Regions from separate parts of the Homo sapiens genome. Here regions 1 and 3 are each linked to region 2. Evidence: chromatin loops called from intact Hi-C (ENCODE). Cell type or tissue: B cell. All regions are shown on one strand. Each heading gives the region's core, and the rest is flanking DNA. Links, peaks and the distances in the headings are about the cores only. Region 1 has its middle 15 kb from the start of S100A16. Region 2 holds the start of ILF2 (interleukin enhancer binding factor 2). Region 3 holds the start of LOC124904424 (a long non-coding RNA gene).

Region 1 (6,829 bases), core at 940-5,939, 73 kb before region 2:
AGTGCCTGAGGCTGGGAGTGGTGGCCCATGCCTGTAGTCCCAGCACTTTGGGAGACCGAGATGGGCAGATCACTTGAGCCCAGGAGTTCAAGACCAGCCTGGGAAACATGGCAAAACCCTGTCTCTACAAAAAAATAGTAAAAAATAAAAATTAGCCGGGTGTGGTGGCAGCACGCCTGTAGTCCCAGCTACTCAGGAGGCTGAGGTGGGAGGATCACCTGAATCTGAGAAGTTGAGACCTCAGTGAGCTGTAATTGGGCCACTGTACTACAGCCTGGTTTACAAAGAAAGACTCTGTCTTAAAAAAAAAAAAAAAAAAAGCTGGGCATGGTGGCTCACAACTGTAATCCCAGCACTTTGGGAGGCCAAGGTGGGTGGATCATCTGAGATCAGATGTTCAAGACCAGCCCGGTCAACACGGCGAAACACCGTCTCTACTAAAAATGTAAAAATTAGCCGAGCATGGTGGCAGGTGCCTGTAATCTCAGCTACTCCGGAGGCTGAGGCAGGAGAATCGCTTGAACCCAGGAGGCAGAGGTTGCAGTGAGCCAAGATCACGCCACTGCACTCCAGCCTGGGCAACAGAGTGAGAATCTGCCTCATAAAACAAAAAATAAAAAATAGAACAGTGCCTGGCACATAGTGACCACTGCATAAGTATATGTTGATTGAATGCATGATACATGAGTCCTCACTGTCACCACCCTAGTGCTCAGGAGACAATCACAGTTAAGAACAGAAGCTCTGAAATCAGAGCGTCCGGGTTCCACCACTTATCAGTTCTATGATCTGCAGCAACTTATGTAACTTTTCTGCACCTTGGTTTCCTCATCTGTAAAATGAAAATAATGGAAGTCCTTACTTCATAAGCTCATAAGGATTAGGGAGTTAATACATGCAAAATACTCAGAATAGCACTTGGTATAAAGTAAGTACTCAACAAATATTAGGTGTTATTTTTTGCCTCCTAGCTGATCCTCCTGAATCTGTTCTGCCCCTCTTGATCTTTTCCGTATTGCAGACTGAGTGTAATTTTCCAAAAGGCAAATCTATGTCACATGCACAAGCACACACACACACACACACACATTCTCACATCACTAGAAAAACCATTCCTTGGTTTTTGTGTCCCCCAAGGCCTTGCCTACTTCTCCAGCCTTGCCTACTTCTCCATCCTTGCCTGGTACCTCTCTCCTCCTTGCTCTTGAGCTTCAGCCATGCCTGCTCTCTCTCAGTTACAAACTCATCATGCTCCCTCCTGCCATAGGGCCTTTGCCCATGATGGACCCTCTATCTGGAAAGTCCTTTTCCTCCTCAACTCCACTCTCACCTGCTCCCTTTGCATGGATAACTTACGCTTATCTTTCAGATCTCAGCTCAAGTGTCCCTTCCACAAGGATCTTCCCACACAAACGCTAAGTCAAGTTTCTTTGTTAAAAATTCCTACAAATGTGATCCTTTAGAAGTTATCTCAATTTGTAATTATCCACTTGTTTATGTGACCATGTGGCTGTCTGCTGACTCTTCCTCCAACTTGTAAGCCCCATAAAATCAGAAAGCATGTCTGTTTCTACTCTTTTTGCTATAGCATCTACTGTGTCTGGCATGTACAAGGTACGTTATTCTTTTTGTTTCGTTTTTTTGTTTTTTTGAGATGGAGTCTCGCTCTGTCGCCCAGGCTGGAGTGCGGTGGGGCGATCTTGGCTCACTGCAGCCTCCGCCTCCTGGGTTCAAATGATTCTCCCACCTCAGCCTCCCAAGTAGCTGGGATTACAGGCGTGCACCACCACGCCCGGCTAATTTTTGGGGGTTTTTTTTGTTTTTTGGTTTTTTTTAGTAGAGACGGCATTTCTTCACATTGGCCAGGCTGGTCTCAAACTCCTGCCCTCATGGTTTGCCCACCTCTGCCTCCCAAAGTGCTGGGATTACAAGTGTGAGCCACCACGCCTGGCCTTAAGGTACTTTATTCTTACTGAATGAATAAATGAGTCTGCAGCAGAAACAACACAGCCACTATACAGGGCCTCTGAGGGACACTCTTAGTCCTCCATAATTATTGGGGCCAAAACCGGACAAGAACCTCTGCCCTTTGGGCAGTCCACACAGAGTTAGTAAAAGATGGGGTCTGAGTCACAAGTCTCCTGATCATCAACAGTGAGTCCTTGGCTGAGTCACATCACCTCTCTGAACCTTGACATCTTCATGTGTAAAATGTGGGTCATGATACTTATCTCACTGCAGTTGTTAAGAGGAACAAAAAAACCTTGAATGTGAAAGTGCTCATTAAAACTTTTGCCAGGCGGGCGTGGTGGCTCACATCTGTAATCCTAGCACTTTGGGAGGCCGAGGCGGGCAGCTCACAAAGTCAGGAGTTTGAGACCAGCCTGACCAATAATGGTAAAATCCCATCTCTACTAAAAATACAAAAAAATCAGCCGGGCATGGTGGCAGGTGCCTGTAATCCCAGCTACTCTGGAGGCTGAGGCAGGAGAATTGCTTGAACCCAGGAGGCGTAGATGGCAGTGAGCCAAGATTGCACCACTGCACTCCAGCCTGAGCCATAGAGAGAGACTCTGTCTCAAAAAAACTTTTGCCAGGTGCAGTGGCTCACACCTGTAATCCCAGCACTTTGGGAGGCTGAAGCAGGAGGATCGTTTGAACCAGGGAGTTTGAAGCTGCGGTGAGCTAGGATCATGCCACTGCACTGCAGCCTGGGTGACAGAGTGAGACCTTGTCTCTAAAAAAAAAGAAAAGAAAGAAATCCACTTTTGTGTGTGTGTGTGTTTGTGTGTGTGTGTGTGTGTGTGTGTGTGTGTAGTCTCACTGTGTTTTTCAGGCTGGTCTGGAACTCCTGGGCTCAAACAAACCTCCCTCCTCAGCCTCCCAAAGTGCTGGGATGGGAGCTCACAAGTGTGAGCCACCATGCCGAGCGAAAAACAACACTTTTAACACTGGACAAAGAAAGTATGTTTAGTTTTTCAAAAGGGACTTTACTAGGAATCTAAATGTAAAATAAAACCAAATTTACAGAAAATACAAAAGTTGACACAGATAGTTTCAGGTTTCTTACCCTATGTGACAAAATGAGCTAGGCTCTCACCCTAAAGAATGATAGATCTGAGGCCAGGTGCGGTAGCTCACACCTATAATCCCAGCACTTCGGGAGGCCAAGGTGGGAAGATCACTTGAGCCCAGGAGTTCAAGACCAGCCTGGCCAACATAAAGAGACATCATCTCTACAGAAAACTTTTGAAAATTAGCCAGGCATGGTGACCCTGCACCTGTAGTCCTAGCCATTCAGGAGGCTGAGGTAGGAGGATTGCTTGAACTGGGGAGGTCGAGGCTGCAGTGAGCCGTAATCACACCCCTACTCCAGCCTGGGCAACAGAGCAAGACTCTGTCTCAAAAATAAAAAACAATGACAGGTCTGCTATAGATGGGTTTGACAGGCACAACTTATTGGGCACCCACCACTTCAGTCCCAAGAGGGTCAGACACTGGGCCAGGCCAGCGCTGGACCCCAGACGGAGGAAAGGCCTTCTCTGCTCCACTGTGAGGCCCCACAGAGACCTGCTTCTGGTTCTTCTCTCTCCTGATATGCTCAGGGAGGCACCTGGTTCACAGCTCCTGGGTAAGGGAGGCATGCCCTTCTCTTGCCCCAGCAGTCCTGAGGGAGGCCACAGGCTGAGCCCACTGACCCTCCAGTGGCTGCTTTTTCTCCTTTGGGATCTCTGTGGCTCCAGGCTCTGAAGCCAAAGCTCTGCCTGCTGTTACAGTCCTCTGACCTCCTCTGAAGTTCGGCTTCCTCCCCAGAGCCCTTAAACCCCCTAGCAACAGGCTTCTAATTAGCATCACACACATACTCATTTCCTGCCAGCTGTCCTACAGTCTTGGTAGGGTGGAAGGGCTGGTTTCATCCAAGTACTGCGGGCAGTGAGGGGAGCAAAGCCCATCTTCTCTCAAGAAAGCAGAAGTGGTCCTGGGGACAGAGATGGGGCTGGCCCAAACAGCCTGCAGCTGTTCCCTCACCCCTCCTAAGAGAGTCTCTCTCTTGTCTCTGATGCAGAGATAATATTGCCCTCTCTCACCAGTTTCCAACTCCTTTTATTTATTTATTATTTATTTATTTATTTATTTTGAGACAGAGTCTCGCTCTGTCACCCAGGCTGGAGTGCAGTGGTGCAATCTTGGTTCACTGCAACCTCCAACTCCCAGGTTCAAGCGATTCTCCTGTCTTGGCCTCCTGAGTAGCTAGGACTACAGGTGTGCACCACCACGCCCAGCTAATTTTTTGTATTTTTATTAGAGACGGGGTTTCAACATCTTGGCCAGACTGATCTTGAACTCCTGACAATCTGCCTGCAATCTGCCTGCGTCGGCCTCCCAAAGTGCTGGAATTACAGGCGTGAGCAACCACATCTGGCCCCTTCTCCCTTTGGAAGGAAAGATGGGAATGCTGAGTGGGGTGAGAGGGAACAGGCACAGTATTGAGGACTGGAAAATGAGAGAGGAGGCAGGAAGGGCAGCTCTATCCTGAATTGCCTCCAGGATTTTCCAGGAGATCCCCCATCCCCTGGGCTTCGAGGAGCCACCTCCTTCACCACCACAAGGCCTTGGCACCATCATCTTTGCTCTGTCTTCTAGAAGGCTCTTTGCCTTTTTCCTCCTCACCCCCTCCAGGCCTGCCCCTCTCCTGCCTTCTGTTCCAGCCCAGCTCATGCCTCCTCTAGGAAGCCTTCCTAGGTAGCACCTACTCTGCATTGCTGGTGACCCTGCTGTTCCCTAAAGCAGTAGTCTGTCTTCACAAGGTTTGTTTCTGTGCTCCCTAAAGGAATTGTTCTTTTCTTGAGCCCTAAAGGAATTTCGTAAACTATGTACTGGCTTGCACATTTTTCAGGTTGACAGCTAAGATTTTTCATCATGCTTAAATCATTGCCAAGTGTGCAGTTTCTGAAGTGTTTTACATATTGCAACGTTTTAGAATATAACTGCTAAGATTCTGTTCTAAATATATGTTCAATTAAATCTAAATATCAGGCCGGACGCGGTGGCTCACACCTGTAATCCCAGCACTTTGCGAGGCCGAGGTGGGCAGATCACGAGGTCAGGAGATCGAGACCATCCTGGCTAATACGGTGAAACCCCATCTCTACTAAAAATACAAAAAATTAGCTGGGTGTGGTGGCGGATGCCTGTAATCCCAGCTACTTGGGAGGCTGGGGCAGAGAACTGCTTGAACCCAGGAGGCGGAGGATGCAGTGAGCCGAGACCGTGCCACTGCACTCCAGCCTGGCGACAGAGTGAGACTCTGCCTCAAAAAATAAATAAATAAATAAATAAATAAATCTAAATATTACAATGACTTGATACCCTCCACCATCCATTTATTTATTTAATTATTCATTTATTTTTTGAGACACAGTCTCACTCTTTTGCCCAGGCTGGAGTGCAGTGGCATGATCTCGGCTCACTACAACCTCTGCCTTCCAGGTTCAAGTGATTCTCATGTCTCAGCCTCCTGAGTAGCTGGAATTACAGGCATGTGCCACCACATCCAGCTAATATTTGTATTTTTTAGCAGAGACGGGGTTTCAACATGCTGGCCAGTCTGGTCTCGAACTCCTGACCTCAGGTGATCTGCCCACCTCAACTTCCCAAAGTGCTGGGATTACAAGCATGAGCCACTGCACCCGGCCTCCATCATCCATTTAAAATATGTATGTATGATAGAACAACCATACAGGAGATCAATAAGGAAACAGAGAACCTAAACAACATTATAGACCAATTGTCCCTAAGAGTATATATAGAATACTCCACCTGATGGCCGGGCGTGATGGTTCACGCCTGTAATGCCAACACTCTGGGAGGCCGAGGCGGGTGGATCATGAGCTCAGGAGATCAAGACCATCCTGGCTAACATGGTGAAACCCTATCTCTACTAAGAAAAATACAAAAAAATTAGCCGGGCATGGTGGCGGGTGCTACTCAGGAGGCTGAGGCAGGAAAATGGCGTGAACCCAGGAGGCGGAGGTTGCAGTGAGCCGAGATCGCACCACTGCACTCCAAGCCTGGGTAACAGAGCGAGTCTCCATCTCAAAAAAAAGAAAAAAAGAAAAAAAAAGAATACTCCACCTGATAGCATCCGAATACACATTCTTCCTAAACACACACTGAATATTTTCCAGGAGAGAGCACATGTTAGGTCACACAGAAAACCTTAACAAATTTGAGAAGATTGAAATCATGCCAAATATTTTTTATGATCACAATGAAATCACACTAGAAATCAATAGCAGTAGGAAAACTAGAAAACTCACAAATATGTGGAAATTGCACAACACACTTTTGAACAACCAGTGGGTCAAAGAAGAAACCACAAGGGAAATTATAAAGTATCTTGAGAAAGGCCTGGCATGGTGGCTCATGCCTGTAATCCCGGCGCTTTTGGAGGCCGAGGCAGATGGATCACGAGGTCAGGAGATCGAGACCATCCTGGCTAACACGGTGAAACCCCGTCTCTACTAAAAAAAAAAAATACAAAAAAATTAGCCGGGCTTGGTGGCAGGCGCCTGTAGTCCCAGCTACTCGGGAGGCTGAGGCAGGAGAATGGTGTGAACCCGGAAGGCAGAGCTCGCAGTGAGCTGAGATCGCGCCACTGCACTCCAGCCTAGGAGACAGAGCAAGACTCCATCTCAAAAAAAAAAAAAAATTGAGAAAATAAAAGCAAAAACACAACATACCAACACTTATGAGATGCAGCAAAAGTAGTATAAAGAGGGAAGTTTATAGTGGTAAATGCTAAATTTAAATAAAAGAAAGATGGCCG
Region 2 (6,829 bases), core at 1,111-6,110:
TCCTGTAGTCATTGTCCCCTTTTTATAGGATCCCACCTGTCGAACTTCTTCAATTTGCTGTTGGAAAAAGGATTTCGGGGAAAAACAATTTAGAAGAAAAAAAGGTGCCTAGGTCCTCCCAGAACTGTTACAACACAGCTACCTGTTACCCAAATTAAGAAGTAGCAGAGGTGAAATCACCCCCAAAACCACCACATGAAAGCCTGATACATCACAGCTAGCATAACAATGATACAAGTCTTGTCCCCAAGATCAGTACTACAAAGAAATTCCACTGTACTTTCTCATTTTAGGCTTGGCTTTGGATAATAGACAACTGAAAATTAAAAGTCAAGAGCCAAGGCAATTTCCACACTACCAAAGCTGCCCTTTCCTAAAACTAAATCATCAAAAACTCACCACTTCAAATGTCCCTGGAGCCACAATCAGATTATCAATCACATTGTTTATTTTTGTCACCAGAGAAAGGATAGATGCCTGAAAAACAGTATGAAACAATACTTGAAAATGAAAAATTATAAGCAATTTCTCAGAATTTGAATATTTTCTCCTAATCCCTTCCATACAAGCTGACTCAATACTGACATAGGGCTTTAAAAACACTTCATTCTGGCCTTGAATATATGGGAAGAGAACAACTCTTTGTCCCCAGTAAAAATAAGAATGCATATGTAATTTGTTTATATATCCACCTGGCTATCTCCACCCACAATGAGAAATAAGGAGAACAATTAAACCCTTTGTGGATTTCAGGCTCTGTTAACACCATTCTTAACCTTACCAACAGTTACTCTTTACCAATACTTTTAACTGCTTTAGAGACATTTCTGGAAGACAGCCAAAAGAACATACCTGTTCAGCAGAATTGGGAGCCAGGTCCTGATTCCTCTTCAGCAAGGCCTCACTGAAGGAAGTTTCATCAGGTGCTGGCTTGACCCGGGGAAAGGCCATTTCACACTAAACCAGAAGTAAACAACTACATTCTATTTGCCGAAGATAATATACAGGAGAGATTGTTTTTTCTATTACTACGACAGAAAAAGGTTAAAAACAGAAAATTCTACACTTGTTTTTACTGCTTAATTTGTTCAATTAGCTGGGCGTGGTGGCTCACACCTGTAATCCCAGCTACTTGGGAGGCTGAGGTGATAGCTGGGCGTGGTGGCTCACACCTGTAATCCCAGCTACTTGGGAGGCTGAGGTGAGAGAATCCCTTGAACACAGGAAGCGAGGTTGCAGTGAGCCAAGATCGCGCCATTGCAACTCCAGCCTGGGCAACAGAGTGAGACCCTGCCTCAAAAAAAAAAATTTATTCAAAGGCCAGGCACAGTGGGTCACGCACACCTGTAATCCCAGCACCGTGGGAGGCTGAGGTGGGCAGATCACTTGAGGTCAGGAGTTCAAGATCAGCCTGGGCAACATGGTGAAACCCCGTCTCTACTAAACAGACATACAAAAATTAGCTGGGCATGGTGGCAGGTGCCTGTAATCCCAACTACTCAGGAGGCTGAGGCAGGAGAATCGTTTGAACCCTGGAGGCAGAGGTCCTGATTCCTCTGCCTCCCAGGTTCAGTGCAGTGAGCCAAGATTGCACCACTGCACTCCAGCCTGGGTGACAGAGTGAGACTGTCTCAAAAAAAATAAAAAGTTCAAACAAGGATAAAAGCTGGAATAGCCATAATTTAAGCTATCACTATCTTTATAGTAACAGATATACCATAAATACAATTACTTGTTCAGAACAAAGATTATAATCATGTTTAATGCCAACAGTAGCCAAGGAATTATTCTCCCCACCATGCTTACACTGTTTCTGTATGTAAAGCAACACACAGTTGACTCAAAACCCCAAATCTTTTCACAAATCACTTTCCCTCCCTATTTCAACCATCTTTTTTTTTTTGTAGTGGTGCCATCTTGGTTCACTGCAACCTCCGCGTCCCGGGTTCAAGCAATTCTCCTGCTTCAGCCTCCCAAGTAGCTGGGATTAGACACATGCCCAGCCAACTTTTTTATTTTTAGTAGAGACGGGGTTTCACCATATTGGCCAGGCTAGTCTCAAACTCCTGACCTTCAGGTAATCCATCTGCCTCGGCCTCCCAAAGTGCTGAGATTACAGGCGTGAGGCACTGTGTCTGCCCTCTTCAACCACCATCTAACTTCATTAACTGGGAGATACTGGGCTCCATTTCAACAGTGACCAGAAAATGTGTATCATTAACCCAAGGTACTCACCAAATAGAAGTCAAATGGGATATGTGGTACAAAGGGCCTGAACCTAAAACATGAAAAACAGCCAAATTATTCCCTAGGTAGGAATCAAGCGAGATGTAAATAACACGCCAACAATTTTGAAAACATGTCAGTCCTCAGAATGAGTGACAAAGTCTCCGGGGAGGGAAAGAATCATTCTTAGCATAGTGGGGCCAAATTCATTTAACAGGAGTGCAGGAAAAGACCACAGTTGGCTCTCGCAAAACCAAGTGACATTAGTCTACTCTAAAACTCCTATTTAGATGACAAGCAGAAACTAACAACCAAGTGCAGAGATGCTAAAAGCTGGTACTCACCCTCCTCCTGGGCCTCCTCTGGAACCAAAGCGCCCACCACGACCACGGCCTCTGTCACCCCTAGAAATGCAGATTTTATTTTGACCTCATTGAAGGAATACCCACCGGCCATATCATCTTAGGTTGGCTACTTTCATCCCTCGGAACCTCCCAACGGTAGGCAAGAGACCCCACTCACACTTACACTTGTCCCCATTCCAAATGGTGCCCAGTTACACCCCCATAACCTCCTCTAAGTTAATCCAACCCCCATCAAGTAATGATGGGGCTCAGTGAGCCCTACACTTAATAACCCATAATCCTGGGCCACACGAATCCTAATACTTCGGAGGCTAAAGATTGCTCATTTCTTCACTAAGGTACACATTTATCGGGCGTGTCCTAATGTCAAGGCCTTCGCACTGAGGATGAATGCGGCTCGCTCCAGCATTCTCAGCCCGGATGACGGGGGCGGGGGAAAGGTGGGGAGCTCCTCCAGGGGCTTGAGGACACCCCCTCATCGCAACCCTTCAGAGACAAAGGTGTCGAACCCCCCTCCCCACTCCTGGGCCCGAACCCCATCCCGGGCCCAAGTTTCCCCGCCTCTACCGGCCTCCATCTCTCCCACTATCCTAGACCAGGAGTTCTCAGGTTTTTGGCCAGCCCCCGGATACATGGCCCTTTCTGATACTCCGACTTCTTTCGGCCCACGTTCACAAAGTTTTCCGTCGAATACCTGAAACCTTTCGACCGCTTCGACCCACTTACCTCATGGCGCCTTAAAACACGAACAATGGAGGCCGCACCAACCGCCCCTTCCTCTGAGTAGCAGACAACTGAAGAGGCGTCTTGCCGGCGTGTCCCAATAAAACCCGGTGCGATTGGCTCCCGCCTTACCCCATCGCTTATGCCTATTGGCTTACTTTGTCAAACCGGGCTTATGAACCAATAAAAAACGCCTACTGTGTCAGGAACTAGCCAATAAGAACTGGTTCTATAGTAATGACGAATTTTTGATCAGACATTAGGTGGCACTAAAGAAGTCAGGACAACGACTACGTAGTGTTCTATAACAATCATGAGAAATTTTAGTTCTAGATAGCAGAGTGGCGCAGCGGAAGCGTGCTGGGCCCATAACCCAGAGGTCGATGGATCGAAACCATCCTCTGCTATCGGAGTTTTTTCATTGCCCTGTACGGCATACGTAATCTACGTTTCTTTAGTGAAGGAAAATATCTTGCCAATTTTCCTACCTCAAAAATGCAACCAATATCAGCTATTTTTGCCACTAGCAGTTGAAGTTGATGGGGAAAAGGGAGTTTAGGCAACTATGAACACTGCACGTCTACAAACTCGAAGCAGGAGAAACAGGTTTTAGATAGGAGAGGAGTATATTGATTGAATTAGTGTGGAAAACATGGTTTTCCATGTCCATGGAAACAGGTGATCCACCCGCCTCAGCTTCCGAAAGTGCTGGGATTACCGGCGTGAGCCACAGCGCCCAGCTTGGTTACATAAATTCTTTAGTGGTGATTTGTGAGATTTTGGTGCACTCATCACCCGAGCAGTATACACTGAACCCAACTTGTAGACTTTTATCCCTCACCTACCTCCCTTCCATAAGTACTTTTTCGATATTTAATTTACTACAGCAGAACGTAAACATCTTAAGTCTAAACGTATTCTGGCCACGTAACCACCATCCAGATTAAAATAAATATTATTAATTTTTAAAAAACAAGCAAACAAAAAGCGGACCGAGTGCGGTGGCTTGTGGCCACCCAGCACTGTGGGAGGCCGAGACGGGTGGATCACCCGAGGTCAGGAGTTCGAGATCAGCCTGGCCAACATGGTGAAACTCCGTCTCTACTAAAAATACAAAAATTAGCCGGCGTGCTGGCGGGCGCCTGTAATTCCAGTTACTCAGGAGGCTGAGGCAGGAGAATCTCTTGAATCCGGGAGGCGGAGGTTGCAGTGAGCTGAGATGGCGCCACTGCACCCCAGCCTGGGCGATAGAGGGAGACTCCGTTTAAAAAAAAAAAAATCTTACTTGAGGTTTGTTGAGCTTCTTGAATCAATGGCTTCAGGTTTGTCGTCCATTTATTAAATTTATCAGCTATTATCTCTTCAAGTATTAGTTTTACCTATTATTTCCCTCGTTCCTGAACTCCAAATAAAGACGGGTTAGACTTTTCCCCCAGTAATCTCTTTGTCTCTTACCCTCTCTTCTATTATTTCATTTTATTTAGACACAGGGTCTCACTCTGTTGCCCAGGCTGGAGTGCAGTGGTGCACCATCATAGCTCACTGCAGCCTCAACCTCCTGGCCTCAAGAGACTCTCCCATTTCGGCCTCCCTAGTAGTTGGGACTACTCAAAGGCACAGGCCACACCACTCCGAGCTAATTTTATTTTTTTTTTTGAGATGGAGTCTCCCAGGCTGCAGTGCAGTGGCGCTATTTCAGCTCACTGCAACCTCCGCCTCCCCGGTTCAAGCGATTCTCCTGCCTCAGCCTCCCGAGTAGCTGGGACTACAGGCGCCCGCCACCACGCCCAGCTAATTTTTTTTTTTTTGTATTTTTAGTAGAGACGGGGTTTCGCGGTGTTAGCGAGGATGGTCACCATCTCTTGATCTAGTGATCTGCCCGCCTCGGCCTCCCAAAGTGCTGGGATTACAGACGTGAGCCACCATGCCCGGCCCTGCCCAGCTAATTTTTGTATTTTTAGTAGACATGGGGTTTCACCATGTTGGCCAGACTGGTCTCAAACTCCTGACCTCAGGTGATCCTCCTGCCTCTGTCTCCTAAAGTGCTGGGATTACAGGTGTGAGCCACCTCCTTTGGCCCCGGGCTTACTTATTTATTTATTTTTGTAGAGATGGGGTACTTTATATGTTGTCAAGGCTAGTCTTTGTTTTGTTTTTGTTTTTGTTTTTGTTTTTGTTTTTGTTTTTGTTTTTTTTGAGACAGAGTTTCGCTCTTGTTGCCCAGGCTGGAGTGCAATGCGTGATCTTGGCTCACAAACTCTGCCTCCCAGGTCCAAGTGATTCTCCTGCCTCAGCCTCCCGAGTAGCTGGGATTACAGGCATGCACCACCATGCCTGGATAATTTTGTATTTTTAGTAGAGACAGGGTTTCTCCATGTTGCTCAAGCTAGTTTCGAACTCCCAACCTCAGGTGATCCACCCACCTCGGCCTCCCAAAGTGCTGGGATTACAGGCATGAGCCACTGCAAAGGCCTTTTACCCTCTCTTTTTATGCTTTTCATTCCTTTTTATCCATTCTTCATTTTAGGTAGTTTCTGCTGTCCTTTCTTCCAATTTATTACTTGCTCCTCAGTTTAGTCTAACATAGTATTAAATCTATCATTTGGTTCTTAATTTTGGTCTTTTAATATTTTGGGTCTGTATTATTATTATTTTTGAGACAGGGTCTCACTCCTGTTGCCCAGGCTGGAGTTCAGTGGCATAAACACAGCTCACTGAAGCCTCAACCTCTTGGGCTCAAGCGATCCTCCTGTGTCAACCTCCAGAGTAGCTCGGACTATAGGCATATGTCACCACACCCAACTAATTTTTTAATTTTTGGTAGAGATAAGGTCTCACTATGTTGCCTAAGCTGGTCTCCAACTCCTGGGCTCTAGTGATCCTCACCTCAGCCTCCCAAAGTTCTGGGATTACAGATGTGAGGCACCAAGCAGGACCTTAGATTTTCTATTTATTCTACTCCCAGGTTGCCCCTAGGAGTGCAGCCTTTTGAGATCCTAGCCCAAAACACGAAGGTGGTTTACCAAGGTTATCACCTTTGGGGACATTTGGACTCCTTTTTTTTTTTTTTTTTTTGAGAGTGAGTTTCCCCCTATTGCCCAGGCTGGAGTGCAGTGGCGCAATCTCGGCTCACTACAACCTCTGCCTCCTGGGTTCAAGTGATTCTCCTGCCTCAGCCTCCCGAGTAGCTGGGCTTACAGGCATGCACCACCACGCCTGGCTAATGTTTGTATTTTTAGTAGAGATGGGGGGTCTCACCATCTTGTGCAGGCTGGACTTGAACTCCTGATCTCATGATCCATCCATCTCAGCCTCCCAAAGTGCTGGGGTTACAGGCATGAGCGACCGTGCCTGGCCCTTTTTCTTTTTTTTAATTTAAAAAAATTGAAATGGGGTCTCGCTCTGTTGCCCAGGCTGGTCTGAAACTCCTAAGCTCAAGCCATCCTCCCGCCTTGGCCTCCTAAAGTGCTGGGATTACAGGTGTGAGCCACCACACCCGGCCTGGACTTCACCGG
Region 3 (6,829 bases), core at 994-5,993, 120 kb after region 2:
GTGTGGTAGCACATGCCTGTAGTCCCAGCCACTTGGAAGGCTACAGAGGGAGAACATTTGAGCCCAGGGGTTTGAAGCTGCAGAGAACTATGATTGTGCCTGTGAATAGCCACTGCACTCCAGCCTGGGCAACACAGGGAGACCTCATCTCTTAAAAAAAAAGGAAAGAAAGAAAGAAAGAAAAGGTTGATGAGGGGCCAGACATGGTGGCTCACGCCTGTGATCCCAGCACTTTGGAAGGCCAAGGCAGGCGGATCACCTGAGGTCAGGAGTTTGAGACCAGCCTGGCCAACACGGTGAAACCCCGTCTCTACTAAAAATACAAAATTAGCTGGGCGTGGTGGTATGCGCCTGTAATCAGGAGGCTGAGGCAGGAGAATCACTTGAACCCAGGAGGCCGGGGTTGCAGTGAGTTGAGATCGCACCATTGCACTCCAGCCTCGGCAAGAAGAGTGAAACTCCATCTCGAAGAAAAAAATTAAAAAAAGAAAAGATTGACAAGGAATCTTGGAGAGATCAGGTTATCAGCACCTGTAGCCCCTAATCAATTTTAGAATCACTAACAGTAAGACAACCAGATATTGTGCATCTCCTGAATGCAGTGTGCAGCATAAAATACCAACAATAAAGTCTTCTTGCCTAAAAGTGGAACCTGAATAAACCAAGCCTCTGAGCCAACATCCATTTATAGAGGAACGTATTCAATAGCACACACACACACAAAAATCAGACAGATCCAGAACATGCAAAATTTTACTGGAAAATTTACCCAGTCTCTTCAACAATTCAATGACATATAAGGGTGAGGGTTGGGGGTGTTTGCCTTTGATAAGATCATTAAGAGACACAATAATCAAATGCAGCGTATAAACCTTGTTCTTGATTCAAAACAGAAAAACAGTAGAAAGACATTTTTCAGACAATCAGGGATATTTGGTTAAGGACTAGGTATTAGATGATATTAAGGAATAATTAAAGAATTTTGTCATATATGATAATGGCATTGTGGTTATGAAGAAAACGTTTGTAATTTTTTTTTTTCTTTATTGAGACAAGGTCCTCACTCTGTCACCCAGGCTGGAGTGCAGGGCGCTTTCTTGGCTCACTGCAACCTCTGCGTCCCAGGCTCAAATGAACCTCCTGTCGCAGCCTCCCGAGTAGCTGGAACTACAGGTGCCCGGCTAATTTTTTGTAGAGATGGGGTTTTGCCCTGTTGCCCAGGCTGACCTCAAGTGATCAGGTGCTGGGATTACAGGCGCGAGCCACCAAGCCCGGCACCTCCTCCCCTTAACAAACATTAACTGAGAGCCCATCCTGTGCCAGACTCTGCTCTGGGCACACAGCTGGGAGCACCACAAAGTCCCCGCCCTCCTGGAGCTCGCTCTGGGGTAGACACGCATGAAAGCCGGTGTGAAATGCAGCGCCCTGGATTGAACATCAGAGACGGAGCCCACAGGAGTCGTGCGTTTCCTGCGGGGGCTGTAACAGATTACCATAGACATAAGGGCTTCAAACATGAATGTCTGATCTGATAGCTTTACAGTCAGACGCCTGACAGGGCTTTCTGGCCTAAAATTAGCGTTGGAAGGCTACGTTTCCTTCTGGAGGCTCTAGGGGAGCACGCGCTTCCTCACCTTTTCCGGTTTCTAGAGGCCGGGCATCCTTGGCTGTGGCCCCTTCCTCCTGCACATCGCGTCTCTGGCTCTCCATCTCTCTCTCCTCTCCACCTTCCTCTTCCGCTTTTAAGGACCCTCATGATGACATTGGGCCCACCTGTATAATCCCGGAGCACCTCTTTAAGATCAGCTGTAGCAACCTTAATTCCTCCCCGCCAGGTAACTTAGCACATTCATAGGTTCCGGGGATGACGACTTGGATCTCTCCAGGGCCCTATTCTGCCGACCACAGATGGGAAGGCCAATGGAGATGGACAGAGAAGGGAAGAGGGAGAAAAAGGCTCGGAGAGAGGCAGAGGACCAGGCTGACAGGAGAGAGGAGGTGGCTGAGAAAGGAGACAGTGTCCTGGGCGTGCTTGGGGACTTTTCGGGGGATTCTGTTTGCCAGCTGAGACTTTCCAGGGACGTTATTCCAGGAAAGCCTGGGCAGCTGTGAAAACTCAGATGACGCCAGAGGACTGTTCGGGGTTGAGCCAATAGGCAATTGTTGGAGAGGGAGGGAAGGAGGGCAGCTCTCAGCAAGTCCATGTTGGCGGCGTTTCCTGAGCTCCAAGGCTATTCCGGGCTCCATCCCTGGGATGGAGCTTCCTAGCCTGCGTCAGGACGGCGTTTGCCAGCGTTCCAGGGAGTGTGGGTCTATCCCCTTGGTGGCAGGAGGGAGGCTTTAATCAAATTCTCAAGGGGGCCTGGGACCAATAAAAGTTAACTCCTATCCTGAGTGTTATAAAAAGAAGTGCTTGGAATGTAAAATGCTGCAGTCACTGTGGAAGACAGTTTGGCGGTTCCTCAAAATACTGTTACCATGTGACCCAGCAACTCCATTCCTAGGCGCATGCCCAGGAGAACAGAAGATGTCCGTCCACACAAAAACATTTCCACGGATGTTTGTAGCAGCATTGCTCATAATAGCCAAAAAGTGGAAACAACCCAAATGTCAGTCTCCTGATGAGCAGATAAACAAAATGTAGTCTATCCATGCAATGGAATCTTATTCAGGGATTAAAAAGAATGAAGTGCTGAGACAGGCTACAAGATGGATGAAACTTGAAGACATTACGCTAAGTGAAATAAGCCAGACACGAAAGGACAAATATCATATGATTCCACTGTATATGAGGTACCCAGAGTAGCCATATTCATAGAAACAGAAAGTAGAATGGTGATTGGCAGGGGCTGAGAGAGGGCAGATGGGGAGTGAATGTTAGTAGGTACTAAGTTTCTTTTCGGGGTGATGAAATGTTTTAAAATAGATTGTGGTAATGGTTGTGCAACTCTGAAAATATACAGAAAGCCACTGAATTCCTTAAATGGGTGATGGGTGAAATTTCTGCTATGTAAATTATATCTCAGTAAAGCTGTTCCTAGAAAAAAGAGGAAGTGGGCCAGGCACGGCAGCTCACGCCTATAATCCCAGCACTTTGGGAGGCTGAAGTGGGGAGATCGCTTGAGTCCGGGAGTTCAAGACCAGCCTGGGCAACATAGTGAGACCCTATCTCTACATACCTACGAAAAATTTTTTAAAATAGCCTGGCATGGTAACACACACCTGCAGTCCCAGCTACTCGGGAGGCTGAGGTGGGAGAATCACTTGAGCCCAGGAGGTGGAGATTGCAGTGAGCTGTGATCTTGCCACTGCACTCCAGCTTGGGCAGCAGAGTAAGACCCTGTCTCAAAAAATAAATTTATCTCTTCTAAAAAAAGAGGAAGTGCTTGGCCCTTAGCACCACATTTCACTTCGTCCTTGCAACTGTGAAAGGCAGGCCTTGACCTTCTCCCCTCTTACAGGTGAGCAGATGGCAGAGAGGCGAGGATCACTAGGCTAAGATGGGATGGCTGTTTAGTGACAGGCCTTGGACCAGGTCTCCTGTATGGGTCATTCTTTGTCCTGCGAGCCATGCTGGAGTGTGGATTTGGAGGTGACAGGCAAGTGGCGCAGTCAGTGATGCATCTTCTCAGTAGCTGTTGGAGAGTGGGCAGTTCTGACAGCAGCAGGGGAAGCTGGCCGGGAGATGGGGCGTCTGAGTCAGCTCGGGCTGCCACAACACCAGACACTACATGGCTTAAACAACAGGACTTTATTTCTCACAGTACTGGAGGCTGGAAAGTCCAAGCTTGAAGGTGCTGGCCAATCCCGTTCCCGGCGATTGGGCCCCTCCCTGGCTTGCAGAGGCCTGAGTTCCCGTGGAGTCACCACGCGCCTTTCCTTGGTATGTGCACGTGGAGAGATCTCTCCTTCTCTTATAAGGTCACTAATCCAGCCGGGCGTGGTGGCTCATGCCTGTAATCCCAGCACTTTGGGAGGCCAAGGTGGGCGGATCACCTGAAGTCAGGAGTTTAAGAACAGCCTGGCCAACATGGAGAAATCCCGCCTCTAATAAAAATACAAAACATTAGCCGGGCATGGTGGCGGGCACCTGTAATCCCAGCTACTCGGGGGACTGAGACAGGAGAATCACTTGCACCCAGAGGCGGAGGTTGCAGTGAGCTGAGATCACGCCACTGCACTCCATCCCGGGCAACAGTGTGAGACTCTGTCTCAAAAAAAAAAAAAAAAAAGAAAAGAAAAAGAAAAAAAGAAAGGTAAATTTGCCTATGCAAGGACACGCAGCTAGTGATTTGTTCCACATCTGACCCCAGGGCCTATGCGCCTTTCCCTACCCAGGCCACCGCCATGACTCAGGAGGCCCCTCTGGGGAAGCAGCGGGAACCCTCATAGGAGGCTCCGGGACAGAGAGATGCAGGGCTGGGACGAGGAGGCCCCGAGGGGAGGCTGCTCGCTCTCCTGTCCCATGGAGGTCTCTGCTAGGGGTAGCCCCGTCCTGGGACACAGACACCAAGGACTGCTGTCTGAGAGGAGGAGGCTGAGTTGGGAGGGACAATGGCCTGAGTTGATTCTGAAGCCTGTGAGCAAGGTGGGACAAGCCGGAGAGGCAGCTGAGCAAGCGGGGGCGAAGACTGAGGGTGAGAGTTTGTGCTGAAGAGGCAAGGGGCAGCCTCAAGTGGGCAGGGCAAGGCCAGATGCAGAGGCTGACAGGAGTGGGCAAGGGGACCGGGATTCAGGGGGAGACTGAGTCAGGGGCCAGACAGGCTGGAGCTCCTAGGGTTGGAAGCTGGGTGATGGGGCCTCATTCTCTGCCACACGAGACTCCCCCAGCCCAGCCTTCCCCCTTATTGTCTCTCACAGATACTCCCATACATCCCTGGTACCCCTGTCATCTTTCCTAAGCTATGCTCTTTTTCAGGAGGGTGGCGTTTAGGGGAGGGTATCCTCCAGAAATAGCAAGTCTCAAAGTCAGCTCTTGCCTGAGTCCCAGTCTCCTTTGGTGGAAGGGTAGTCCCTCTTTTTGCATGTTTTAAGTGGTCAGCCTGGCAAGGGGCGGGAGGCCTGGGTTTCTTTCTTCTCTTTAGGATGGGGCTGGTCCTCCACCTCCCACTGGCTGGCAGCCTCCCGGCCCCTGGTGGCCCCAATCCATTGTCCCAATAAGAATAGAGAAAACAGCTTTGGAAATTGACACTATGAATGGTGCTGGGGCTGCTGGGCTGGGACTGAACTAATGGGATGAGGTCCCCCACTTCAGGCCCAGGCTCAGCACCTGGGACGGTGACTCTACTAGGAGAGTGGGGGCTCTGCACCCCTCCCCAGGACCCCCAAATTAGACTTCAAGCCACCCCTGTCCAGGACATGGATCCCCAGGGATGGGCTTGGGGGACCAGATGCCCCAACTCCTCCTAGAACTTCACTCTCATTCAGTCAAAGTTTGAGAGGGAGTAAGGGGTGGGTAATGGGCTGGGAGAGATTTCTGGAAGCTGAGAAAGGGGCGGGTCTGACCCCCCAACTTTGCCCCGCTCTCATTGGCCCTCGCCCCCTTTCCCCGCCCCAATTGTCTCGGTGTCTGGGTCCTGGCCCTGGGAGGAGGGGACAGTGGGGATAGGAGTGGGGAGGGGGCTCAGGCTGAAAGCAGAGAGAGACCCAGCTCCAGGAACACGAAGGCAAGGACAGTAGCCTTCAGTCTCGACCCCAGAGCTTGGCACCCCAGAACCTGGGCTCCCCAAAGCAAGACCAGGGCCCCCACATTGTGCGCCAAAGTGCGGGGTGGAGAATGCCCACAGCCCAAGGGCCCCCAGGCTGAAGGCAGGAGACTGGGGCTGCTGGAGAAGTTGCCCAGGCTGAGGGGCCGTGCCTGGCAGGGACATGGGGCTGCTGCTGCTGCTGCTCCCAGGCTGGGGTAAGAGGCTGAGCCATGGGGGCCATAGGGAAAGCCAGGGCAGAGGGACGGGGAAGAAAAAGAGGCAGGCATAGGGGTGGGAGAGTTGCGGGGCAAGGTTGGGGAAGCAGAGGGATGGAGGTGGCCGGAGTGGAGATGGAGAAACCCTGAGGACAGCAGAGGAGAGGGGTGAGCAGGAGGGGCAGGCAGGGCTGCGGGAGAGCTGTGGGGGGTGCTCTAGGAGCCCAGGCTTTGGGGCACAGTGGCTAGAAGGGGACCTGGGGGCCACGTGAGGCAAGTGGCTGAGCAGACTGCGGGGCATGCAGAGGCAGGGCCCCAGAGGCTTACCCACAGATGTCCCTGAGCCAACCAAGGCTGGCTGAGCCCCCTGCCCATGTGCCCCTCGGAGGCTCTGTCTGCCCGCCTATCCACCCCATCTGCTGGGGGTCCTGGCTCAGCCTTACAGGCTGAGTTATTGTATTTATGGGGGTGTGTGGGAAGGGAGGCTGTGGGTTCACAGCTCTGCTCATGCATTTCTGGGCCTGTGCTGTTAGTGTCTGTGGCCCTGTGCTTATGTATTTGTGACTTTGAGTCTGTAGGGACATCTATGTGTGACCTGTGTTTGGGGCCTCCTTGAGTGTGCATCTGGGATGGAATCTGTCTGTGTCTAGAAGACCTGGTGGCCAGTGAGGTTGTGATTTTTAATCCAAGTGTGTGTGTGTCCGTGAATGAGTGTGTGTGAGTGTAAGTGTGTTCCTTCCCTATTCAGAGGCCAGGGTCCTGGTGGCGGGAGGGGGAAGGGGGAGAGCCAGGAGTCCTGGGAAGCTGACCCTGCAGGCAGACAGGCAGATGGGCCGGTGGGGGAGGGAGGGGGCGATCCCATTGTCCCCTGGGGAGCACAATGCTCACGCCTCAGCCCCTGACCTCACCATTGTGCCCACCCCGCCC

What was found. Hi-C counts contacts between places; a loop is a spot of excess contacts. Peaks named below come from ENCODE experiments on the same cell type or tissue, not always from the same donor. Only the 100,000 strongest peaks of a DNase experiment are listed, where the experiment ranks them.
Region 1: it touches region 2 in a loop (15-fold over the local background); 5 of 110 quality-filtered maps call a loop at or near these places.
Region 3: it touches region 2 in a loop (13-fold over the local background); 7 of 110 quality-filtered maps call a loop at or near these places.

Annotation. Positions count from the first base shown.
Region 1 is chr1:153,595,151-153,601,979 of GRCh38, forward strand. No RefSeq gene overlaps it. Among named protein-coding and RNA genes, the nearest start is that of S100A16, 15 kb to the right of the region's middle. In B cell, for the core only: no CTCF peak of the experiment used is centred there; a DNase peak (open chromatin) is centred at 3,901; H3K4me3 peaks cover 460 bases; H3K27ac peaks cover 2,892 bases.
Region 2 is chr1:153,667,601-153,674,429 of GRCh38, forward strand. It overlaps ILF2 (interleukin enhancer binding factor 2), which reads right to left and starts at 3,393. Exons shown (of 14, transcript NM_004515.4): 1 at 3,318-3,393; 2 at 2,571-2,630; 3 at 2,236-2,278; 4 at 853-957; 5 at 400-477; 6 at 1-57. The coding sequence starts at 3,322. It overlaps TRX-CAT1-1 (tRNA-iMet (anticodon CAT) 1-1), which reads left to right and starts at 3,650; the gene lies at 3,650-3,721. RefSeq lists a silencer at 3,413-3,792 and enhancers at 3,833-3,972, 4,523-4,602, 4,613-4,662. In B cell, for the core only: a CTCF peak has its summit at 3,599 (motif pointing right); a DNase peak (open chromatin) is centred at 3,551; H3K4me3 peaks cover 2,526 bases; H3K27ac peaks cover 1,868 bases.
Region 3 is chr1:153,788,304-153,795,132 of GRCh38, forward strand. LOC124904424 (a long non-coding RNA gene) reads right to left here and starts at 2,355. Exons shown (of 2, transcript XR_007066632.1): 1 at 1,635-2,355; 2 at 736-1,479. LOC124904426 (a long non-coding RNA gene) reads left to right here and starts at 1,750. Exons shown (of 3, transcript XR_007066634.1): 1 at 1,750-1,835; 2 at 3,765-3,883. It also overlaps the pseudogene LOC343052. RefSeq lists enhancers at 3,342-3,875, 4,410-4,943, 4,944-5,475. In B cell, for the core only: no CTCF peak of the experiment used is centred there; DNase peaks (open chromatin) are centred at 1,618, 2,988 and 3,488; H3K4me3 peaks cover 2,305 bases; H3K27ac peaks cover 2,850 bases.